Linked DNA regions of Mus musculus: region 1 is linked to region 2. Evidence: chromatin loops called from intact Hi-C (ENCODE). Cell type or tissue: left cerebral cortex. All regions are shown on one strand.

Region 1 (2,500 bases), 170 kb after region 2:
TGTAGCCCATGAGCCGTAAAAGGGGTGTTGCTGGCCATCAGATTATTCTTTCTGCTCTGGAACCATGTCTTATTTACGAGGCTCTCTTTTGTCCTGATTGAAGTTTCCTTCAAGGCTTTCCTTCTTGAATGAAGAAAGACCGGGATGGGATATTGTGTCACAGTGGAATGTCAGAGGTGGAAGGTGATGGGGATGCTCTACCGAAACCTCAAGGAGGAAGGATGTTAGTGGTGGGATGCAGTAAGGATACCCCATAGAGAGAGTGAGGAGGAAGAACCATTTATTTTGTCCAACAGCTTCTCCAGAAATGAGAGGAAACAGAAAACAAACAAACAAACAAGCAAGCAAAAATGAACAAACCTTTTCACACATTTCAAGTTCTTAGAGAAGTTGTTTCTACAGTTATATTTGTAGGCTGTGTGTGTATCTTTGTGTATGTGTACTTGTCTCTGTGAATGTGTATCTTGTGTCTTTGTGTGTTCATATATATGTGTGTGTCAGTGTATTTGTGTCTGTCTACCTGTGTGCATGTGTGTGTGTGTGTGTGGGGTCACATTATGTTTGTTTAGAGAAAAAACTTATGTCTTTCAAGACATGGTTGTGTTTTTCTTCCTGGTTTCTTTAGTTTATACATCTGTCTGTCTGTCTATCATCTATCATCTATTTACTTATTACTGTCTATTGTCTGTCTGTTTGTCTATCATCTATTTACTTATTATCGATTTTATAATCCCCCCTCTCTCTTTCTCTCTCTCTCTCTCTTTCACACACACACACACACACACACACACACACACACACACACACACACACACACACATCTAGTGTGTAGGAGTTTTTGCCCATATCTATGTCTGTGTTCCACATGCATGCCCGGTGTCCAAGGAAGTTAGAAGTTCAGATTGCCTGAAACTATAGGTAGAGAAGGTTGGGAACCACCCCGTGTACGCTGGGAACTGAAACAGGTCCTGCAAAATCAATGTTTTTGCAAAATCAATGTTTTTTTAAACTGCCGAACCATCTCTCCAGCCACAACTTGGTTCTTCTTTGTATTCATTTTATTTGAGCTAATATACCTTTTAACATTTCATAGTTTGGTAAAAGTGAATGGATCACTGTGATTTATAAGCGGCCTGCAACTTATTGCTATCTGGCTATGCTCTGGAGAAAATGATGTGTTGAAAGAAAGGTCTTACAAGAGAATTCTGGGGCCACTCTGTACTGCAGTTAAGCATGAGAATAAAATCAAACACTTGGTGTCCTTATCAGAAACACAGGCTTTCAGTCTCATACTATACACTCAGACTGGAGATAAGTGATTTTTTTCTTTTCTCTCTTTAGTGTTATGAAAGAAAAACATGTGGCAGAGATCCTGCCGCTTATGGTCTTGGAATAAGTAGTGTGGCATTTGGAGGAAATTTTCCTCTCTTCCTCTAGATGGCAGCAACATTCTTTAGCACCTAACTAGGCATCTCTGTTGCTAGGCAAACTTGAAATAAAGGGAGCAGCTACAAATCCTGACTCTTTAGACTTTGCGCTCAGGTGTATATAGTACCTTTACTGTACTATTTATATGACCACTGGTGCAGGACTCTATTATTTATTAGTGATATTTTTTGTTTTTGTTTTTTGTTTTGTTTTTTGTTTTTTGTTTTCCTTTGTTTTGCTTTGTTTTGTTTTGTTTTGTTTTTTGAGACAGGGTTTCTCTGTATAGCCTTGGCTGTCCTGGAACTCACTCTGTAGACCAGGCTGGCCTTGAACTCAGAAATCTGCCTGCCTCTGCCTCCCCAGTGCTGGGATTAAAGGCATGCGCCACCACTGTCCGATCTTGTACATCCAGAATGACTTTGTATATACAGGACCATTTGTATTTATAGACCAGGGTTTCTCAGCACTGCTGTTGTTGATGTTTGGGGCTAGATATTTCTTCGTGATGCTAGTATTAAAGGCATGTACCACCACACCTGAAACTAACTCTCTCTCTCTCTCTCTCTCTCTCTCTCTCTCTCTCTCTCTCTGTGTATGTGTGATATGTGCACCCCTTGTGTGTACTACCCTAGGAGTCCAGAAGAGGGCATCAGATGCTTTAGAATGAGAGTTGCAGACAGTTCCTAGTTGCTATATAGGTGCTGGGAATTGAACTGGTTCTGCAGCAAGAGGGACAAAGTGCTCTTAACTGCTGAGCTAGTTCCCCAGCCCCCTCTTGGGATATTTTTAATGGAGGGAGAAAAAAACCAAAACAAACTAATGACTTTGAAAAGATAAAGTAAAGATGAGGCACATGTCATCCTGAAAGAAGATAGATAATTTGGAGTATAGTTTCTTATTAATAATAAGCACAGATATATGGTTCCTATACTTTTTGATTCTTTTTGATGTTAGCAGGTAAGGAGGAGAAAAACTATACTTAAAAAAAAAAAGCTCACTAGTTAGGAAAAATGCAGAAGTTTAAAACTACAGTTTTAGCCAAATTTTAGGATCACTCTATTCTACTTCCTAG
Region 2 (2,500 bases):
GCATGCGCCCCTTTCCTTGGTGTCCCCTACCTAGCATCCTCTTCTCATTGATGGTTCTTCGTCCAAGTCCAAGTATACCCTGTCCTTGTTTGGGTTTCAATAGCTCGGAAGAGGAAACCATGGCCACAACAATTCTTACTTAAAAAAAAATGGCTTGCATTTCAGATAATGGTTTAATCTATTATCATCATGGCAGGAAACATCGCCTCGCACTCGCCTCTCTTTTATATATATCTTGATGCTACTTTTTCAAAAGCTCTGGGGTCAAGGTTCTATACATAAAACACTAGTCTCCAGATGCCTGATCTGGTTGGGAAATCACCGGAGCACTGAAGACTTCTCTCAGGCATAGCGTTACTTTCTTCTTAAACTATATTAGAGTAACCCAGATAGTGACTTACAGCCTGGCTTTATCATGTGGTCTTTCGAGTTTCCTCCTTGCTTGTGGGACTCAAGCAACCCAGTTTAGTGGGTGGTATCTGAGGGAGAGGCAGAAAGAACGTTTGTAAAAATTTCCTTTTAAACTGAATAATACAGGGCTATGTGTTGTGGCCATCCTTTTTATTGCACATGAGATCTCAAGAATGCACGCATAGCACATAACTGAAATTCTATACCCAGAAAGGACATTTATGTGCTAAGAAGTTGTCAGGTAAGTATTAGATTTTTAGAAGTATTATTTTAAAATTGGTATACACATCTTTACATATTTATCAGTACCACATGATGTCTTGATAAATGTACATTTTATGTGACGTTTACATGATGACAAACATGTCTGTCTTCTCAAATATTTGCAGTATTTTTGGTGAAGAAAAACAAAATGAAAGCACCCTAGCTTTCTTTTTAACTGTACAGCATATTTATTGTTCACAATGTTCACTCATATGTGTATGTTACATTTTCATAAGAGTCTATTATAACATGCACCAGGCATGATCGTGCATGCATGTTCCATTTGGGAGGATGAGGAAGGAAGATAGTGAGATCAAGGCCAGGCTGAGCTATATACTAAGATCCTGTGTTAGTAAACAGCAACGAAACTTGTGTCTTTAACTGACGTTTGTGATTCAATCTGCCTAGTGCAATGACAGTCCAAAAACCATTAACTTCCAGGAGACTGGAAGGGATGAAAGGCCACGTTAATCCAGGTGTGTTAAATGCCTTTTTAAAATTAAAAATCGAACACTAGAGGGCGGCAAAACACTGTCGGCAAAAATTCATTCGAGCTCCAAAGCTGTTTTCCTGTAAAAGAGGAGGTGTTTGCTGACTAGCGTCAAGAAAGAGCTGCCCTGATATTCAAGATGCTTCTCTGCACCCAGCCTCACTCAAATCTTTGTGCTTGCTTTGTGTTTTCCTCCACATCACCTCCCTGGCTCCATGATTTGCTTTCCAAGCACACACACTTGTAGGTAGTGTTTCTGCAGGGACCTCTCTCAGTTCATTTTCAAAGACTGCTAACTTTGGTCCTCTTAGGACATACTGAGTCTTCTGGGGAGAGGCAGCCTCTCTCTCTCTCTCTGTTACGGATTGTAAACCCTGGGGGGTGGGGTGGGGTGGGGTCCTGTGAGCGTGCTCATAGGGATGACCCTGTAGTGTCTCGAAGGATGCACTGGACAGTCAGAAAGCTGTGCTGGATTTGGCTCGGTGCTTCATTCTAATCCTGTTTCCTCTGCTTAAGATGGGACTGATAAGCCAGGATATCTTCTCAGTTGCCGCTTCTGATTCCCCCGTCTAAGTTGTGGGAGAAAAGACGTGCCACATTTGGCTGTATATGATGGCTGAGTGTGGTCACTGCTGGCAGAGAGTGGAGCTCTGTCTCCGGGACTCACATGGTTGGTACTGGGTGATATATTCTGGTAAAAACATCTAATAGAGGTGCCAACTGAGCTTGGAGCACTGGGTTATGATGGCGGTCTCTCATGAGTTATGCAACCTTGAGTGAGTTCCGTAACCTCTCCTCCCTCACTTATAAAACGAAGTCATTCTAGAGAGTGTCTCTTAAGGAAAATTGTGCCCCTGAATCAGATTTGAAGTAGATCCCAGACTTCACCTTCTTCTACTAAATTATATTTTTCTTAGTGTTGGTCTGTGGTATAGATTTGTGGCAGGGAGAAGTGTAACTGGGGTTTGCTCCCAAGACACGAATATCCATGCTAGATCATTGCTAGTATTCCCGTTCACTGTCCGTCTGTCTGTCCATCCATCCACCCACAATCTATCAAAAATGCTGCAAGTCTATTTTGAATTCAAATAAGTTTCCAAGAAAATTACTTAAACTAGTCTGTGCGAGCGCGCGCACATGCACACGCGTGTGCACACACACACACACACACACACGCTCACACACGCACACACACAGGGTGGAGCAGTTAGTATATTACAGCCGCTGTAGTGACAGGATCTTGGTTAGGCTACACTGACATCAAAACTTAGTTTTTAAACCTCAGTGACTTGACTGCACATGACACAATGGGCCCCACCTACTGGATACAGGAGC

What was found. Peaks named below come from ENCODE experiments on the same cell type or tissue, not always from the same donor. Only the 100,000 strongest peaks of a DNase experiment are listed, where the experiment ranks them.
Region 1: it touches region 2 in a loop (6-fold over the local background); 24 of 42 quality-filtered maps call a loop at or near these places.

The regions. Positions count from the first base shown.
Region 1 is chr13:111,237,028-111,239,527 of GRCm38, reverse strand. No RefSeq gene overlaps it. Among named protein-coding and RNA genes, the nearest start is that of 3110015C05Rik, 8.8 kb to the right of the region's middle. In left cerebral cortex, CTCF peaks have their summits at 1,437 (motif pointing right) and 2,074 (motif pointing right); a DNase peak (open chromatin) is centred at 1,412; H3K27ac peaks cover 331 bases.
Region 2 is chr13:111,409,787-111,412,286 of GRCm38, reverse strand. No RefSeq gene overlaps it. Among named protein-coding and RNA genes, the nearest start is that of Gpbp1, 79 kb to the left of the region's middle. In left cerebral cortex, a CTCF peak has its summit at 1,199 (motif pointing right); a DNase peak (open chromatin) is centred at 1,244.